2 separate regions of the Homo sapiens genome follow, and region 1 is linked to region 2. A link is a contact called in ENCODE Hi-C data. All regions are on one chromosome and are shown on one strand. Each heading gives the region's core, a stretch centred on a gene start or an enhancer-like site at or near the end of the contact. The rest is flanking DNA. Distances are from core to core; before and after follow the strand shown. Region 1 holds the start of CXCL12 (C-X-C motif chemokine ligand 12). Region 2 has its middle 31 kb from the start of LINC02881.

Region 1 (4,299 bases), core at 289-2,788, 120 kb after region 2:
GAACAGAAGAATATCCAGCAATAAAAACTAGAAACATGCCCCATGACTTGCGGGGGGGGGGGGGGGTCAGTGTGCAGACACAGCCTCAGGGACTTTTCATCAACGACGAACATTCCCAATTGCCTTCAGTCTGTGTCCTTAACACTTAGGCAGTCCGCCACGACCCCAGGCTGCCCAGCTTCTCCAGCCCGACTCAGCTGCGCTGGTCCTGCTCACACCAGCGCACAGTCCAAGCCAGCTAGGACGCCGGGGCCACGTCTGCACCAACCCAGCCAAGGGCTCGAGGCGCGCTGGGCCTGCACAGCCCGCGGCTGCAAGAGCACTCAGAGTGTCCTTCAACTCTTTGCAGGAAACTTCACAGCCAAGGAAGCTCAGCGGCCTGAGCCACAGGGTTTTGTTTTGTGTGTTCAGAGGCAACAGTTTATTTTGGTTTGCATCGGTGTCCTGTGACAGCGCAGCGAGTTTCTCTTCAGCGAAAGAAAAGAAAAAAGCCCTCTCCCAGTGAAACGGGACACCACGGTTCCCAGTGGCCCAGGGCCTTGGAGATTGAACTTTGCTGCAGCTCTCATTCTGGGGCAAAGCGCTTGGCCAGCTGGTGACAAAAGAGCCTGTCTGCAGGTGTGTTTGGGGAGCTGGGGAGGGGGCGTGTGAGGCTCGGAGGGTCCCTGGGCCTCTCTCAGGTGAACCCGAGAAGAGACAGGAAGACAGCGGCTGGACGCGCGCCCAGGTCCGCGTCGCTGCGGACCGCGGAGCTGTGCAGAAGCGCGGCCTGGCGGGTGGCACAAGCCCGACAGCTGCGCCGCGCAGCCCGCCCGCGCCTGGCCAAGAGCCCCGCGAGGGTGTGGGGAGAGGATCGGCTTCGCAGGGAGCGGAGGCTGCGCGGCTGCATCGGACCTCACAGCCTCAAGTCGCGGCATGAGGCGAACTTTGCAAAGCGCGCTCTCGCCATGCACCGCCCGACCTCCAGCACTGTGCGCAGCAGGACCTCGGAGCCCATTCGCCTGTGGAAACCGAGCCCGCAGCGGGAAGGCAGTGGGTGGAGGGTGGGCAGGCAGGGGTCTGGGGTCCGCGGCTCCCCACCCTCGCGCCTTCCCGCGCCAGTCCCGAACGCTCTCTTGGGGCGTTCCTGCCCAGTTGTCCCGGCTGACCTCGCTCTGCAGCCAGCTTGAGGTCAGGCGGTCGCTCTCTGCAGGTCACAAACCCTCGGCGCAAAAGTAGGGCTTTGAACGCGACACCGCACCAGAGCGCCCAGCTAAGCGAGCTGCCTCCACCCCCACTGTGTCGGGCGGCGCAAACTGCGGGCGCAGGCAGAGGAGCCGCGGCTCTGCGCCGGGCGGGAGCCGAAGCCCAGAGCCTCGCCAGGGCCTCCCCGCCGAGCGCACTTACCGTCGCTGAGGCAGAGCGCGGTCAGCACGAGGACCAGCACGACCACGACCTTGGCGTTCATGGCGCGGGCGGGCGGGCGGGCGGGCGGACGAGCGCGGGTCGGGGGCCGGACGCCGAGCGGGCAATGCGGCTGACGGAGAGTGAAAGTGCGGCGGTGGGAGGCGCGCGCCGGGCGCTTTAGAGGGGAGAGCCAGGCGGGGCGGGGCGGGGCGCGCGGTGAGGGGCGGGCCCGGAGCCGAGTGCTGGCCGTGGCCGGGGTCTCTGACGCGCGACTCCCTCGGCGGCACCCCCCACCCATCCCCTTCGCCCCTCCTCCGCTCCCTCTGTGCTCCCGAGGCGCAGTGCGCTCCGGCCTTTGACCTTCTCAGGCTCCGCTGGGCCCCGCACCGCTGGCCCGGTCTGCAGTGAGGTCCGCAGCCTGAGCGACGCCGGCTGGAGGGCCGCTTATTGTCCCTGTGACAGGGCCCCACTGGAGAGACTGAGGACCTTAGGCGTAAAGTGGGGCGCGCGTGGAAAGCTGCGGGACGGGGCCTTTCGATGGCGGGAACTGAATGAGAACCAATGAAAAGCAAACAAGTTAGTCCCGGGCGGAGGGCCTGCTGGCGGTGGCGGCCCAAGGCAGCCGAGGGGGTCCTGCTTTCTGTGCGTGGGGGCTCAAGCTCGCCACCTGCCCGGCTTGCGGCGCAGCCGCCGGCAGAGCTCGATCTGCGGGAATGAGACCCGTCTTTGCAGTCAGCGTGGCTCGGACTCCAAGCCCACGGCGCCACCAGCCGAGCCTCAGTTTCCTCGCCTGTACAAACAAAGCAGAAGGCGCCGGCGGCTCTCAGTAAAAGCGAATGTAGCCTTTGTACTTCCGACCTCTCAATGGTGAAATGAGCTAATCACAGGCCCACCCCGCGGAGTGGGACGGGAGATTCAATGAGACCCGCCCCACGCCGCGAAATTCTCTGCATCGTGTCTGACAAGCAGACAGTACTCAATAAATGGTAGCTGTAAGTAAGTCCTTTAAACCTAAGTACTTACTGCCTTACCCAAGAAAAGCTCCGTGCGACCCAAAGAGCTGAGAACTCCCCCACCCCGACCTCCGACTCCTAGGACAGTACTACTGGCGTCTGCCTTCTGGGTCCAGAAAACTCTTCCCACGGAGCCGTCCCTCGGCGGTGCTTAGCCCTCCGGATACCCCCGAGACATCCCAGATGGCCCCAGTCCGGTGGCGAAGGGAGGGTGCAGGTCGGCACCCAGGAGACGTGGGGGTGAGGAGAGCGCCCCTTTGGGCCTCGCTTTGTGACCGCAGGCTGCCCCAGCCACCTCTCTGTGTCCTTCCCAGCACAGCGTCCAGCGAAGTGGGGTCAGTCGCCGCGTCCATCCAGGGGCCTGCCCTGGGGACACGTCCCTGTCCCTGGGGAGTCCTGGCCGTCGGGGAGTGGGCGGTCAGCGGCTGCATTAGGCGGGAGCGGTCAACAGGAGGCTGCGAGGGCTCCGGAACTCCGCTGGTGGGAGTAGGTGTCTTCTGTGCATTTTTTTTCCAAAACCACTTTGGCCGTTAGATGGCTGTGGGCCGGCACTCCATCCATCCATCCATCCATCCATCCACCCACCCACCCACCCACCCACCCACCCTGGGCACTGGGCTTGGAGCCGGGAACCCCACTGACTTGGCCCTGCTCTTAAAGAACTGAAGGCAGTGAGGTCCAGTGAAGAAGGCAGCCGTCGGGCGTCCCCAGGCCTTTGCTGGGCTGGGCCGGGGAGCCTGGCCGCTCACCGGCCGCAGCGCTGGGGCTCCGGCGCCCTCTGGTGGCGGCGCCTCCCTCCCCGCTCCCAGAGCTCTGGCCAGCTCCATTCCTGCGCAGCTGATGAAACCCGGGAGGGCGAAGGGGTCCGCGGGAAATCTACACCCGGGTGGAGGGGCGCCCTGGAGCTCGGAGATCCGACCCTGCGGGAGCCGCGCGCAGCCTCGCTTGCCCTTAAATCTGGCCAAAGCAAACGCCATCGCCTCTCGCTTCTTCTTCTTCTTTTTTTCTTTGCCACAAAATCAGGTGGGCAGCTGGACCTAGGATCTGTCCCAGAAGCCTGAAAGGCCCGCGTGGGCTGAGTCGAGGGCGAACCAGGGATTCAGGCCTGGCCGCTGCCCCTCCCGCAGGCGCCCTGAGGCCCCAGAACAGAAGCTACTGTGGCACCCATGGGGCCATCCCTTCCGCTAGTCGTTCGTTAAATACTTACTGAGCACCCACTATGTGCTAGACCTGGGCTACATGTTTGAAGTAGTTTAGAAAAGGCACTAAACGTTTAGAAGCACATGGCGCTAAGCATAAGTAATTACGCATAAAATACTTAGAAGGCCATTAAATGCTAGGGGAAGATGGAGCAGAGGAAAGTGGGGTGGGAGTTAGGATTTTAAATAGGGTGGCCAAGGATCCATATTTTAGGTACAAGCCTCACAATTTTACAATTGGCGATTGAAATTTAAAACCCTGGCCGGGCACGGTGGCTCATGCCTGTAATCCCAGCACTTTGGAAGGCCGAGGCGGGCGGATCACGAGGTCAGGAGTTCGAGACCATCCTGGCTAACACGGTGAAACCCCGTCTCTACTAAAAATACAAAAAAATTAGCCGGCCGTGGTGGCGGGCGCCTGTAGTCCCAGCTACTCGGGAGGCTGAGGCAGGAAAATGGCGTGAACCCGGGAGGCGGAGCTTGCAGTGAGCCGAGATGGCGCCACTGCACTCCAGCCTGGGTGACAAAGCGAGACTCCGTCTCAAAAATAAATAAATAAACAAATATGTAAATAAATAAATAAATATGTAAATATGTAAATAAAATAAAATAAAACCCTGTACACTCTGGGGGCCTCCGCACCGCCTGCACAGGCAGGCGGCCATCAGACCAGGCCATTTTGACATGTCTCCAGCTCACTC
Region 2 (4,333 bases), core at 973-3,472:
CAGATGGCTTCCTGGGTGTGCATTTTCATGTTGACCCACGGCTTCCTCAGCTGGCTGAGACCAGAGTACTCACAGACCTGGGAGATTGACACATGGTGCCAGGTGGCCATGGAACCTCCTTCCTGGATTCAGGACTCCCTCAGCGTAAATCTGGGAAAGCTGTTCCTGGAGCTCCCGGCCCATGAGGGTGATGCACAGCCTTCTCCCTAAGCCTCATGGACTTGGACTTGCTGTGATTCCCACAGTGACCTCATCAGCCCCTGTCACAGGAACAAAATATGCCAGCACCGCCCTTGACTTTATAGGTCCTGGCAAGGTGGGAGACACTTGGTTTTCACAATGTCTTGGTCTCCTTAAATTCTAGGGGAGTTGTGCCAAAAGGTGGCATCACTGTCCACAGTCCAGGACTCGGAGGAGGTTACTTCACACACTTGCCAACTCAGGTGTGTGTAGAACAATTGAGGTAGTGTTCTAAGCTGTTTCTGTGTATTCTCTCAATCCTCACAGCATCCCAATTAGGTAGGCGCTGTTATCTCCACATTTTGCTGATGAGGAAACTGAGGAACAGAGAGGTTGAGTAAATTATCCCAAATTACACAGCTAATTGAGAGAGCTTAAGGCTGTCCCAAATGACAGTGATGGCTCCCAATTGCTTCAACTTGTTATTCAAAATTATGTCTACCATACATTTTCTCTTTCTCTCACTGACAACTTACTAGCCATCAAGTTAGAAATTTGAGAGAAAAATAAATAAGATAGAGGATTTTATCATCCTTTCACTGCACATCCTTTTAAATCTCCAAATCAGAGTGGAGGTGTTGGGGGCAACCTCGGGTCAGGGGGAGCAGAGGTGTGACATCCGGAGGGAATTCAGGGGGAATTCCCAGCGAGCAGGCCCATTCCTCCCCAGATGTGCCTATTTGGCCCAGAAGCAGCAGAGCGTGTCCTTGTGGGAGTTTCTCACCTCCTGCTGGAAAGCCCTGGCCTATACTCTCCTGCCTGCGCCCCGCAGACCCAGCCTGAGCCCTGAGATGGGGATGGGCTGAGCTCCTCTGTAGGCAGCCGCAGCCCATTCCCATAGATACAGAGGAGACCCAGTGGGGAGGGCTCTCACCCTGCCGCCACCACCAAGCCTGTGCAGCTGGGTGCTGAGGGCAGGCCGACTCGGGAACCCACACATCCAAACAGCCCCGGGGCGCACTTGGATGGGTTCCACACCAAGAGCTGCTGAGTGCAGGGCGGACTGGATGGAGCAGAGATGCCTCAACAGCATGGGCTAGAAGTGGGCCTGACAAGGCAGAAAGAGGCTCATGGGGTGGGATTAGGGACTCCCCAGCCAGGCCCAGGGCGTCTGTGTACAGTGAGAGGAATGGCTCCCACTGTGAGATACAGGCTGGCCTCAGAAAATCAAACGCAGATGGGAAGGAAAGTGGGGAGCAGAGGGTGGCTCAGAGCCAGGACTTGGGTCTCTCCCAGGACTTGGGTCTCTCCCAGGGCTTCTATGGGAGCCTCTCCCGGTGCGTGGGCTAAGCCCTGTTCCATAGCAGTGATGAGGGAGGGACCAACCAAGGTGTGTGTGCCTTGGGGCCCCCATCTTGGCACCAAACCTTGAGGACATGGTCTCCCCTGCATCCCTCCCACACCCACGTGTGCCCTGGGTTCAGGTGAACAATGAGTGCAGAAGCCTAGTGAGCTAGAGAACCCTGCTCTTGGAGTTGTCCCTGCAGTCCCATCAGGCGCTGCGTATCAGAGCTGCACACCTGCACCAGCAGAAGGAACAGGACCCCAGGCTGCAGTGAGCAGGCGACCTCAGCGCCCTCTTCACTGAAGCACTGGAGCCTGGGCGGGTTTCCATCAGCGGAGTCAAGTAATTGAGCTCAGATTAGATTAAACCCAGACGCATCCCGTGTTTAGTGCCAATTACTCACGGCCAGCAGAGGCGGGCAAGGGGTCTGGACTGTGTCACGTCGTGCCTTCTTGGAGGCTGACTGCTCCCTCCAGCTCAAGGTGAGTTGACCCGAAATACCAACAGTCGTGTCGCTGGCTGTGTTTCACCTCCACCTGGCACTTTGCATGGATCTGATGCTGCTCAGGTGGGCGGCTCCTCTGCCCCCTGTTTACAATGGGGGTCAGAGCTTTGAACCCTCTGTCCTTGCCATCATTGGCTGGGCTGGCAGCAGAACAGAGGCCCACCTTGCACACCTCACTCACCCAGGCACAGGGCACAAGTGGGCATCTGGCCCCTGCATGCCCTCGGGAATCCCCATCACTATCTGGAGATTGCCACGTGAGTGAGGCGTGGGAGGCCAGGCAGGCAGGATGTGGGGGTGCTGCGATTTGTCATCTAGTGCTGAGTTTACAGCTTGAGAAGAAAACAACCCAGATTTAAGTGCTTTACTTCCTACTGGGAAATGGCTTGACTGTAGCCATGGCCTTAAGCCCAGGGCCGAGAAGCCCCAGCTGCACCCCCTTGGAGGCTGAGAGTGGCCTTCAAGCCAGCCCCAGCTCACAGCCCAGCTTGAAGGCACAAGCAGGGACAAGGCCACTGCAAGAAAAGCAATGAGTCCAGAGAAGGGCATTCAGGCTGGAGAGCTTGGCACTTGGAGTAGAATGAGTTATGAGTCTGAACCAGGGAAAACACTGGGGAGAAACTTGGGATGAAGCAGCAGGGCACTGGGTTGAGACTGGAGGTTTGGGAGGATGGCTCAGCGCCCTTACAGAGGTGGAAGGGATCCAGTGGTGACCACAGCATAACTGGGGGTGTGACAAGGCCCAGAGTTGAGCTCTGCCTGTGAAGATAGAGAGGGGAAGAAGGCACCTTTGCTGGGATTTCTCTTCTCATGTTTCGATGCACCTTTTTCCCATGGTTATTAATTACTCTTTTAGTGAATAAAGGCTGTGTATTAGTTATTTATTGTTGTGCAACCAGTTGCCTTAGAAAATAGCATCTCCAAACAGAAAAAATTGATTATCTCACACAGGCTTTGAGGATCAGGAATCTGGGAGCAGCTCACTTGGGTGGTTGTGGCTCTGGTTTCTCAAGAGGTTGCAGTGAGGACGTCGGCTGGGGCTGGATCATCTGCAGGCTCAACTGGGGCTGGAGGACCTGCTCTCAGGATGGCTTCCCTCATGGCTGTTGGCTGGAGGCCTTGGGTTCTGGATGACTGCTAATAGGAGACCTCCTTCCATCCATGTAGACTTCTCCACAGGGCTGCTTGAGTGTCCTCACTTTATGGCAGCTGGCTTTCTCCAGAGCAGGAGATCCTGATGACTTCTGAGATGGTTCCCTACATTCCATCCCCTGGCGTACACACCCTGTGCAATCCCCTTCCCTTGAGTGTGAGCTGGACTTACACAAATGGTGCGATCTCACCCCCATGATTATGTTACATTATACAGCAGAAGGAATATTACAATCAAGATCCGTGATCAGTAGACATTGGGTTAATCAGAAGTATTATCCTAGGTGGGCCTGATCTAATCAGGGGATCCTTTAAAATGGATCAGAAGGATTTGAAGCCAAGGAAGTTCCTGCTGACCTTGAAGAAGCGAAGGGTCATATTATGGAGGGTTCCAGGTGCCAAGACCCCAAGAGCAGCCTCTAGGAGCTGAGAGTGTTCCTAGCCCCTGTTAAGCTTGGCAGAGGGCCCCAGACCTCAGCTGAGATCTCAGTCCTGGCCAGCACTTTGATTTCAGCCTTGTAGGACCCTGAGCAGAAGACCACCCATACGGCACCTGTGATCTAGAGAACTGTGATATAATACATTTGCGAAGTTTAGAATAAGTTCCTGGTAATTCATCATGCAGCAACAGAAAATGAATACACTCATTCCCTGAAGTTGCACCCCATCACTTCTGCCTTTTCTCTGTTTGTCAGAAGTTAGTCACTAAGGCCACCCACATGTCAGGGAAGGGGTCTGCCTATTGAAGAGCGTGTTCAAGAACTTGTGGACTTCCTTTAAACCAACACAGTCTGGACAGTGCGTGTAGTGGGACCGTGTTAATACACCCAATGTGGAGATGAACAATGGCTAATCATTCTAACATCTAGAGTGAATTTGCACAGGGTGATAATGGACTTACGTAAGGCAAATGAGCATTTTATTTTAGGAAGTGACAATCCCAACTACAATGTCGTAGGTTGGTGCTTTTTTTTCCCCTTTTGATGTCCCCTTGCAAGCAATCTACAGAGTAATTGTGTAGATACAGGAGGAAGATGGAGCATTTCTGCCTTTAATTTGAAAGTTATGATGCATTAATCAGCCCCAGTCTGAGCCTTGCAGGAGTGCTAAATTTGGGATGCATTAGTAAGCATCTTCCAGATGGGGTGGGG

What was found. A loop is a pair of places that touch in the nucleus more often than their neighbours do. Pooled maps may share reads with other maps.
Region 1: a loop to region 2 is called in a map of GM12878, with 4 times the contacts of the local background. The contact joins the promoter of CXCL12 here to the enhancer-like site in region 2. A Hi-C loop is called at or near these places in 1 of 168 maps with a recorded cell type or tissue (GM12878), 1 of 37 single-sample maps with no recorded cell type and 3 of 50 pooled maps.

What each region holds. Positions count from the first base shown.
Region 1 is chr10:44,383,559-44,387,857 of GRCh38, forward strand. It overlaps CXCL12 (C-X-C motif chemokine ligand 12), which reads right to left and starts at 1,539. Exons shown (of 3, transcript NM_199168.4): 1 at 1,387-1,539. The coding sequence starts at 1,447. RefSeq lists enhancers at 1-482, 483-1,174 and a silencer at 3,068-3,277.
Region 2 is chr10:44,259,589-44,263,921 of GRCh38, forward strand. No RefSeq gene overlaps it. Among named protein-coding and RNA genes, the nearest start is that of LINC02881, 31 kb to the right of the region's middle. RefSeq lists enhancers at 1,065-3,249, 1,238-1,297, 2,308-2,387, 2,488-2,617. Within about 2 kb of position 2,223, at least 6 of the 41 ENCODE cell types and tissues checked have a DNase peak (open chromatin) inside an H3K27ac peak, as active enhancers do; they include GM12878, where a contact is called at or near this core.